Linked DNA regions of Homo sapiens: region 2 is linked to region 1. A link is a loop called in an ENCODE intact Hi-C map of the cell type or tissue named here. Cell type or tissue: mesothelial cell of epicardium. All regions are shown on one strand. Links, peaks and the distances in the headings refer to the core of each region. The heading gives the core; the rest is flanking DNA. Region 1 overlaps NUDCD3 (NudC domain containing 3). Region 2 overlaps NPC1L1 (NPC1 like intracellular cholesterol transporter 1).

Region 1 (5,372 bases), core at 186-5,185:
TGACTACTACCAGTTCCTTTCCTTTATGTCATACTTGACTTTGCAGATGCCATTACGGCCTCTCCCTCACTTGAGCTTCACGTGGTTGTGGAGGTATGAGAGCATGAGTGATGCACTAGTAGTACTGGGGCCGGCTAGCTTGCCCTCTGAAGGTGCAGCCCTGGCCGCCTGTATTACACTAGTGAGCCCGTGATCCTGGGGTTGCCATCTCCATGGACTGAGAGGTCGTGATAGCCCTGCCTTAAAACACTGGCCTTGACTCTCCTGCCTTCCGTTGGGTGAACTCAGTGCAGATCATGGAGCAGGTCACGATGCTCTCAAGTTGGTTCCCTCTGAGCGAGGAGCTCTTGGTGAGCAACCCCGTGTGTGGTCCGGTTGCACTTTTTAGATACTTCATGCAGAAGCCCAAAGCCTTAGTCACTGGTCTCTGAGCCCATAGCCACCGTATTTGGAATCTTTTGGGATTACAATCAGGGTACCAATGATTCCTTTTACTTTACACTATTTGCATAAATATGTGATTATTAATACATAGCTCAACTCTTAAGGGTTTTGTTGACGGAAGTAACTCTAACTTCTTCGTGGATATTTCAAAGCCATGTTTCTTTTTTGTGTGCGTTTTGTACACTTGTATGTATAATACAAGTGGAATAGGGATGTGACTAGTGGCCAAAACATTAACTTCTTTTAATAATGGCCGCCATTCAATGAACACAGTCTTTGGGCCAGGCTCTTTGTGAGGTGCCTTACAATCTGTTTAATTCTCTGCAAACTTATTTTACGTATTGGGACATTGAGGCTATGAGAAGGTAAGTAGCTTGCGAAGCGGGTAGAGCTAGACCTCAAACCCATGCCTGCCTTGTCCCAGAAGGCTTTTTCCAGTGCTGTGAGAAACGGGAGTCTCTGGAGAAGGCTCAGACCTGTCGGGGCTGGGAAGCATTGCTCCGTTTCAGCTGAAAGGCTCTGTGGAGCAGAACATGAGGGAGGAGTGTGGGTCCCCATTGTGGGTTTCAGAGTCTTCCCTGTGTTAGGTAAATGTGTGAGATGCAGCCACCAGGCAGGAGGTTGGGGGAGCTGTGCCTTAAGAGGATAGCTGGATGTTTAACTTTCATGCCAGGGCCCCCGGGGCCATAGCACAATCCCGGCAGGCCTGTCTCCACCTGTGTGTTCTGCTTGAGTCCAGGCTTCATTTGTGCCCTGGCTGCCTTTAGTTTTTTTAGTTAGCTTTCATGAAACACCTGCTACTCAAAGAGCTTGTAGAAATTCAGCAGAACCATTGCAGACTGAGGGGCACCTGTCACTGCCCGTGAACACGGCTCCTAAATATTCTCTGCTAAAAATTCCTCTACAATTGAAACACTGCATGAGTTCTTTCCCATGGTTCCTTAAAGTGCCTTTATTATCAATAGATGGCATTGCGTTCCTAATGCACCTTCACCTGTGAGAAATCAAGTACCTGAATAAAGAGGAGTTATGGAGAGCATTTAAACTCTTCCCATAGTGCTCCCGTGCAGGGCTCTGCCTGCCTCCACCTCTTTCTGGACCACGTAGCCTCTACTGCAGTAAACACAGAGTATATCACAGAAACTTTGCTGTTTACAGGAGCTAAGGCGTTTGTTGTCTTCTTGATATAATTATTTATTTATGTGTGACCTTTTAAGCCCACATTGTTTCCTCTGATTACATATCTGAGATAATATTGTGAATTAATGAGCCGATTGCTTTGATTCACGAAGATCCTGTTTGCCTCCCGCTTGCTGCATCACGTCTGCTGTGTGGAGCTTGGCACACTGCTTTGAGCGTGTGGATGCAGAGAGGGACTGCAGGTGAATCAGAGGGGCTGGCTTTGGGTTGCAGCTCCCTGTCAAGCAGCTGCCAGGTTTTGGGTCATCTCTTTAGCCTTGCTGTACTTCCATTTCTCACCGTTCAAACAAGGTTGAGCACTGTAGTCTTGTTGATCTCCAATGTTTGTTGGTTTCTTATCATTAAGTACCCAACCCTGTGCAGGCACTGGGAATGGCTAAAGAAAGTGAGTTGAGGGCTTTGCTCTAAAGGGTTGGAGATATCCTGTGAATGTGGCCTTATTTGGGAAAAGGGTCTTTGTAGATATGATTAAGTTAAGGATCTCTCAAGATGGAATCACCCTGGATTATCCAGTGACACCTGTCTTTATAAGAAACAGGAGAAGACAGAGATAGACACAGAGAAGGCCATGAGAAGATAGGGCAGAGATGAATGATATAACCACCAAGCCCAGGAACACCTGGAGCCACCAGAAGCTGGAAATGGCAGGAAGGATCCTCCCCTAGAGTCTCTGCAGGAGCATGGCCCTACTGACACCTTGATTTCAGAGTTCTGGCCCATGGGGCTGGGAGATAATAAATTTGTATTGCCTTGTATCGCCTGGTCTGTTGTTCCCTGTTAGGGCAGCCCCAGACACCAGTGCAGGTCTCCCATCACAGCACTGCTGTGAGGCTGCATGAGATGAGAAGGATGCAAAGGGATGGCGTCCAGAGCTGCGCTGCTGCCACCACCCTCAGCTCCTTGGTTAGATATTCTGACCTTCTGACCTCCTGGCAGCCCAGTGCAGACATGGCCTTCGCTTCCCAGCTGCCTTCCACATAACCTGCTCCTCCCTGTGCCGTGGATCCCACATCAGCCAGCCAGGGCAGGCAGGGGTGGCTGCTAAAACCGTATGACAGTTCTTGCCTCCCTCCCTCCCTCCCACACTTCAGAATGTTAAATGAGACTTCTTGACTCAGGCAAGCTCCTTTCTTGGTTACGAAGATGTAAAATCAGCCGTGGCAACGGCACCAGCTCTTTTTTCCGATAGCTCGTTCAGTCCCCAAAGCTAGGCAGTTGGCATGCGCACCATCCTCCTTTCTTCCTGCAGTCGGGGGAGCTGACAGGCTGTCCTCCATGCTGCCGTGGGTGGCTGCTCTGCTGCGGGGGCTCTTGGACATGGCTATGCTTGAGATGGTCGTTGTAGCTGTATGTGAGGTGAATGCCGTTCCATATACACTTCTTCATGTATTGACGTGGTGCGCACACAAGTCATTTAAAATCAGTGAAATTGCTCTGGAGTATTCTTTGAGGAGTTAGACCTTGAAGCTCAGGCTTTAAAACTCATCGTAATATATTTGTTTATGATTTTTGAACCCTGTGAGTGTTTTTGTGCAAGCTGTATCCACCTCCTCCCCTCAATTTAGATTATTTCTCAAGAGTGGAATTCTAGTGTAACTGCAGCCTCTGAGCTGTTGCTGTGGTTCTCCCTGGTGGATGAGTTGTTTCTGGAGTGTCGCCGATGACATTAGCCCTATATCCCCACATCCCCACCAACAGTGGGCTTTTCATCTTCACTTATCTTTGCTAATTTACCCAGATACTTCCAGTGTCACTTCTTAGAACAATTGTGAGGATAAAATGAAGATGGGTGGTTTATTGTCTACTTGTCCTCATTGGCGAGCCACTTTCCTGAGTCCCCACAACTTTCCTGGCTCATTGAGGCCATCCCATGGATTACTTAACATACTTCTTCATAAACTCAGAGTGGGAACTACAGATTAAATTACCTTAGCATTTTGGCAAGAGCCCAGAGCCTGGAAATTAGTATGTGAATGTAATGTGAGCCCTTAAGCCTTCAGTGCAAGTGATGTCTCTAGGGAGAGCCCTCAGCGTTTTTCAGGGGAAATCAGAATCCTTCATCAGTTCCAGTAGGGAAGAGCTGAAGCTTACAGATTTAACAGAAGGCGGTAGCCCAAGGAAACCTGTTCCAGTGTGAGTGGAAGGAATGTGCTGAGCAGAGCCGGCTAATGGTGCCTCTTGGTGGCACCATGGACAGGGTGCTGGGCACCCTCGTTTCATGGGGTTGGAGGAGAGGAAAGGAACGCAGCTCGGCATTGCTTTGTCGGCCCCATCCCTGGAATACATGGGCCTTCCAGCCACACTCAGACCACAGCTGGGTCCTATCTGGCCTATACAGTGTCTTAATTTTGTTTCTAATTTTCAAGCTTAAAAAAATATTTGACAGCATTGAAAATCAGGAGATTGCTCATAACAGTGCTGACTTGTGGTGTGTCCTGAGAAGCCAGATCTGCTCCATTGTGGCCCACATTCCCCCAGCAGCAGGTGCTGAGCAGGTGCCCTGGACCTCTGCCACGCTGTCGTCTCACCCCGTTATCTGCCCTCGCTCTGAGGTGCCTTCCCGGAAGGAACGTCCCACAACATTCCCATAAGTCTCATTGGCCCAGTCTCGATCACGCGGGCAGCTGTGAGGAGTAAAGTCGTCCTCGCTGGGCACATTGCTTCCCTGAATAGAAATGAGGTTCCGTTACTAAGGAAGGAAAGGGATATAAATGCTGGTGAGTCATCAGCGCAGATTGGGGGATGCTGAGGTAAGTTTATTCATGTTGAGGTGGAAGTTTCTGTGAGGACATTTTGGGAACACTGTTCAGCCTGCAGTCTGGGGTCCCTCAGAAATGGACTGATTAGAGGTCTGGGACTGGGTAGATAAAAGAGGAACCTGGAGCATTTTGTTATGCTGGAAAATGAGAACGTGCCAGGGAAATGATTGAGCACCATCAAAGTCAAGCAACCTCCACCAACCTTGTCTGGGATTGTTTCACACCAACATAATTAAGCATGGTAATGAGTTATAAGCCATTGAGAGACCAGAGAGGCCAGGAATCCAGGGGTCAGTACTGACAGCAATAGATAGATAATTTCATTGCAGAAGAGAAGGTGCTTGCTTCAATAAGATGCATAAGCCATCAGTCAGTGTGGAGGGACTAGGGCAAGAAAGTCAGCATTTCCCAGCCTTCGTGGGACAGATGGGACCGGCAGATGCTATGCGGGGCAGGGTGGAGCAGGGATGCAGGGGTTCTGGAGAGGAGAGTTTGCAAGTCAATAACTACAGTGGAGAAGTCAGACCTCCCTTTGGCCAGGTAACCTGAGTGAACACCCCACCCACTGAGGGCTGTGGATGTTGTGTGCCTGCAGGTGGAACACATGTGTGTCCAGCTGGGTGTGCACACATGAGTTAATCAGGAGATGTCAGGGGAGGAAAAAGGCTGTGGAAATGTCCTAGATTAAAGAGGACAGGACCCCCAAGATGCAGGAAGGACTCTGGACTGGACCCTGTTCCGTAAATCATCATAAGTTATTTCCTTGTCCTTAGGAAATAACTCAGGACAAAGGGCCAAGATGAATGCAACCTATTCTTAAATGATTCAGAGAAAATACTATGTTATTATATATTATACATACAGCATACATATAGAGTGAGAGAGCTGTGTACAGACACACAGCTGCTAAACACTTGTATGGGTGTCTTTGTACTTATTCTAGTAACTTTAAGCTTAAAATTCTTTACA
Region 2 (5,372 bases), core at 172-5,171, 110 kb before region 1:
CTCAAACAACGTTTCTGTGGCCCTGTACACTGTGGATCTTCACTGCACTGCTGTTGGACTTTTAAGCATGCCCTTCAGCAAGAAATATATTTTACACAGAGAGGTGACATGCACGGGCACACATAGACATGCCTGCCTAAAACAAATGCTTCACTAAATAATATTAATACTTCCTTTATACATGTGAAGCATTCTGATATTGCTGGTTCCATTCTATTATTATTATTAATATTTTTTGGAGACAGGGTCTTGCTCTGACACCCAGGCTGGAGTGCAGTAGCATGATCACAGCTCACTGCCACCTTGACTTCCCAGGCTCAAGTGATCCTCCCACCTCAGCCTCCCGAGTAGCTGGGACCACAGGTGCACACCACCATGCCCAGCTAATTTTTTATTTTTTGTAGAGATGGGGTCTCCCTATGTTGCCCAGGCTGGTCTCAAACTCCTGAGCTCAAGTGATCCACCATGGCCTTCCACAGTGCTAGGATTACAGGTGTGAGCCACTGCGCTTGGCTTTTATTTTACTTTAAATTTGTTATTTATTTTATTTTACTTTACATTATTTTATTTTTATTTTTTGAGATGGAGTCTCGCTCTGTTGCCCAGGCTGGAGTGCAGTGGTATGATCTCAGCTCCCTGCAACCTCTGCCTCCCAAGTTCAAGCCATTCTCCTGCTTTAGCCTCCCAAGTAGCTGGGATTACAGGTGCGCACCACCACGCCTGGCCAATTTATTTATTTATTTTTTATTTTTAGTAGAGACGGGGTTTCACCATGTTGGGCAGGCTGGTCTCGAACTCCTGACCTCAGGTGATCCAACCGCCAAGGCCTCCCAAAGTGCTGGGATTACAGGCGTGAGCCACTGTGCCCAGCCCTATCATTAATTTGTTTTTAATTATTTTAATTATTTTTATTTTTATTATTTTTAGACAGAGTCTCTCTCTGTTGCCCAGGCTGGAGTGCAGTGGCGCAATCTCAGCTCACTGCAACCTCTGCCTCCTGGGTTCAAGCGATTCTCCTGTCTCAGCCTCTCGAGTAGCTGGGATATCGGTGTATGCCACCATACCTGGCTAATTTTTGTATTTTTATTGGAGACAGGTTTCACCATGTTGGTCAGGCTGGTCTCGAACTCCTGTGGCCTCAGGTGATCCATCTGCCTTGGCCTCCCAAAGTGCAGGGATTACAGGCGTGGGCCACCGCACCCGGTCTCATTAATATTTTGAAATGCTGGCCAGGAGTGGTGGCTCATGTTTGTAATCCTAGCACTTTGGGAGGCTGAGGCACATGGAAGCTCAAATTGAGCCTCCCAGGATGAAGGTGTTTCTGGCTCTCAGGGTGGGCAAGCTGGGAGGAGTTCAATTTTACCTCCCACCAGATGGTAATAATATTATTAGAGGACATTTATAGAGGGGTGTGTTTGTGCATCAACATATGTGTCTGTAATTCTCTTACTACCCCCGAGGCAGGTATTATTATCCTTCCCATTTTACAGATGAGGGAACTGAGACACCTGCCCCAGGTTACAGACTTGGTCAAAGGTAGTAGGGGTTGGAGCCCACACAGCTCTGTGGTTCCTAACCATGTCTCTTGTGGGGACTCCCTGACCCTCTTGGAAGGAGTAGAGTGTGTGCGCTGGGGGTGGTGGATGAGACATAAGAGAGGGGCAAGGAGGAGCAGTCGTGGGGTGTGCTTGGACAAAGGATATCCAGGGCCTTGGAGCTGCAGGTGGTGGCTATTCCTTGGAGGTTCCCAAAATGCTTGGGGGATGGAGGGACCAGGACATCCCTGAAGCTTGGGCTGTGAACATAGTGACCCTGGAAGGCACATGGCACAGATCCCCCCTGGGACCCTTCCTGCCCTGGGTTTGTTGTACAGAACCAGGAATAGCTTCTCACCTGTGTCCCCTGCCCACCTCTCTGACTGTGGTTCTCTGTCTCTCCGCAGGGCCTGACGTTAACCCGGCTCTGGCACTGGAGCAGAAGCGGGCTGAGGAGGCGGTGGCAGCAGTCATGGTGGCCTCTTGCCCAAATCACCCCTCCCGAGTCTCCACAGCTGACAACATCTATGTCAACCACAGCTTTGAAGGTTCTATCAAAGGTGCTGGTGCCATCAGCAACTTCTTGCCCAACAATGGGCGGCAGTTCTGATACAGCCAGAGGCCCTGTCTAGGCTCTATGGCCCTGAACCAAAGGGTTATGGGGATCTTCCTTGTGACTGCCCCTTGACACACGCCCTCCTCAAATCCTAGGGGAGGCCATTCCCATGAGACTGCCTGTCACTGGAGGATGGCCTGCTCTTGAGGTATCCAGGCAGCACCACTGATGGCTCCTCTGCTCCCATAGTGGGTCCCCAGTTTCCAAGTCACCTAGGCCTTGGGCAGTGCCTCCTCCTGGGCCTGGGTCTGGAAGTTGGCAGGAACAGACACACTCCATGTTTGTCCCACACTCACTCACTTTCCTAGGAGCCCACTTCTCATCCAACTTTTCCCTTCTCAGTTCCTCTCTCGAAAGTCTTAATTCTGTGTCAGTAAGTCTTTAACACGTAGCAGTGTCCCTGAGAACACAGACAATGACCACTACCCTGGGTGTGATATCACAGGAGGCCAGAGAGAGGCAAAGGCTCAGGCCAAGAGCCAACGCTGTGGGAGGCCGGTCGGCAGCCACTCCCTCCAGGGCGCACCTGCAGGTCTGCCATCCACGGCCTTTTCTGGCAAGAGAAGGGCCCAGGAAGGATGCTCTCATAAGGCCCAGGAAGGATGCTCTCATAAGCACCTTGGTCATGGATTAGCCCCTCCTGGAAAATGGTGTTGGGTTTGGTCTCCAGCTCCAATACTTATTAAGGCTGTTGCTGCCAGTCAAGGCCACCCAGGAGTCTGAAGGCTGGGAGCTCTTGGGGCTGGGCTGGTCCTCCCATCTTCACCTCGGGCCTGGATCCCAGGCCTCAAACCAGCCCAACCCGAGCTTTTGGACAGCTCTCCAGAAGCATGAACTGCAGTGGAGATGAAGATCCTGGCTCTGTGCTGTGCACATAGGTGTTTAATAAACATTTGTTGGCAGAAATGGTGTTTTATGTCACATGTCCTACCCTGGCTTCCTCCTCTCGGTTTAAGATAATTTTTGTGAATGACACAAATAATACATGTGTGGGAGAGTGATTTGTGGAGATACTAGTCTGTGTTTTGTTCTATTTCTCCTCCCTCTTTTCAAGAAAGTAGCCAGGCCATTGTGTGCTCATGCCTTACAAGGGCCTTTGAGGAGTGGGAGTAATTTCTCTTCAAACTGGGAGGGCACAGAGCCTGAGAGTCAGTCAGGAGTAGGATGTGCAGCCCCTCCTTTTCTGGAAGAGACTGTGAAGTAGGCAACACCTGGAGGAGCTACAGGAGAACCACGGTGCATTCAAGGAGGGAAGAACCCACCGTACAAACAACCAGCTCCCAGGAGGGCCCCAGGCCAGGGCAGTGGGTGGAAATGTCAAGGAACATTCCAGATCCCCTCGAGTCTTTCTGCCCCATGCTGGGTCCAGCCCTTGTTTGGCTGAGGGGCTGCTGTTGCTTTGAGGCTCAGAGGGACTGTCAGCATGTAAAGGGAAGACAAGCAAAAAGGGGTGGAAAGGAGCTGGCGTTTCTGGAGCCTACTATCTACTTTTGGGTCCTCATAAGAGCCCCATGTGCCAGCATCATTAGCCCACCTTTGGGAGGGTTGCTGGCTGACCATGATGGACAGGAGGTTTGGTGAAGGGACAGCTACGAGGGAATAGAGGCTGAGGAGAAATCGCACAATTCACCCTGTTAAAAACTCCACAGGTGCAGAATAAACAGATAGATTTGAGGAACAAAATAGCTTTTGACAGCAGACATTTCAAATCAGAGGAAAGGGTAGATCCTTCAGTAAACGGTGTGAGAGTAGTGAGCAAATTATTTGGATCAAAATAAAGTTATATCTATACTTCACACAATACACAAAATAAAAGTACAGACAGATTAAAGCACTAAACACAAAAATGAAACTATACAACTATCGGAAGGAAACACAGAAGAGTATGTTATAATCTTGGAGGGGGAAAAGTTTCCTAAGCACAAAGTCCAGAAGCCATAAAGGTAAACACTAAGGTATGACCATATAATAATGGAAAACATCTGAAAACACACAAAAAATTAAAGAAAGTTGAAAGACACATATGAGCTCAGAAAAATAGTTGCAACATATTTAACAGCAAATAAAATCAAGAAAACACAAAGAGTGCCAATAGTGCTCCTGCAAACATGGTGAACACTCCTAAAACCCACTGGACTTTCTGTAAGAAGTGTGGGAAGCACCAGCCCCACAGAGTGACACAGGACACATTTCCCTGTATGCCTAGGGAAAGCCATGTTATGACAGGAAGCAGAGGGGCTATGGTGGGGAGACTAAGCCAATTTTCCAGAAAAAGGCTAAAACTACAAAGAAGATTGTGCTAAGTTTTGAGTGCATGAAGCCCAACTGCAGATCTAAGAGAATGCTGGCTATTAAGAGATACAAGCATTTTGAACTGGGAGGAGGTAAGAAGAGCAAGGGCCAAGTGATCCAGTTCTAAGTGTCATCTTTTGTTTTATTATGAAGACAATAAAATATTGAGTTTATGTTTAAAAAAAAAAAGAATATACAAAGAGAGTCCAGGTACGGTGGCTCATGCCTGTAATCCCAGCACTTTGGGAGGCTGAGGCAGGAGAATTGCTTGAGGCCAGGAGTTCAAGACCAGCCTAGGCAACATAGCGAGATACTGTCTCTACAAAAAGTTTAAAAGTTAGCCAGGCTAGCTATTTGGAAGGCTGAGGTGGGAGGATTGTTTCAGCTCGAGTTTGAGGCTGCAGTGAGCTATGATGGCACCACTGTACTCCAGCCTGAGTGAAAGAGTGAGCTTCTGTCTCAACAAAAAAAAAAAAAAAAAAGAATATACAAAGAGAGGAAGGAGTGCAGGGGGGAGGTCTGGGTTATGTGGCTAACCTTCCCATTAGAAACAAGACATTCTAGCTAAAATAAATCTTAGCCGTGTGTGTGTGTGTATGTGTCTGTGTGTGTGTATGATGCATACAAGTTTAGGGTGTTTTAACCTTCTTGATAAATTGAGACTTTTATAGTTTGAAATGACTATAAAAATATCCCTTTTTATCTCTAGTATTTATTTTTGTCTGTTTAAGAGATGGGGTTCTCACTTTGTTGCCCAGGCTGGTCTTGAATACTTGGCCTCAAGGGATCCTCCTACCTCAGCCTCCCAAGTACCTGGAATTACAGGTATGAGCCACCATGCCAGTCCTATCTGTAGTATTTGTTCAACTGTATAATGTTATTATACACACACACACACACACACACACACACACACAGACACACACACA

The links. Peaks named below come from ENCODE experiments on the same cell type or tissue, not always from the same donor. Only the 100,000 strongest peaks of a DNase experiment are listed, where the experiment ranks them.
Region 2: a loop joins it to region 1, with 14 times the contacts of the local background. A loop is called at or near these places in 1 of 110 quality-filtered maps.

The regions. Positions count from the first base shown.
Region 1 is chr7:44,397,620-44,402,991 of GRCh38, reverse strand. The region is part of intron 4 of NUDCD3 (NudC domain containing 3); the gene reads left to right. Among named protein-coding and RNA genes, the nearest start is that of CAMK2B, 75 kb to the right of the region's middle. In mesothelial cell of epicardium, for the core only: no CTCF peak of the experiment used is centred there; a DNase peak (open chromatin) is centred at 2,971.
Region 2 is chr7:44,510,220-44,515,591 of GRCh38, reverse strand. It overlaps NPC1L1 (NPC1 like intracellular cholesterol transporter 1), which reads left to right. Exons shown (of 19, transcript NM_001101648.2): 19 at 1,943-3,057. The coding sequence ends at 2,145. It also overlaps the pseudogene RPL36AP27. Among named protein-coding and RNA genes, the nearest start is that of NUDCD3, 22 kb to the right of the region's middle. In mesothelial cell of epicardium, for the core only: no CTCF peak of the experiment used is centred there; no DNase peak of the experiment used is centred there.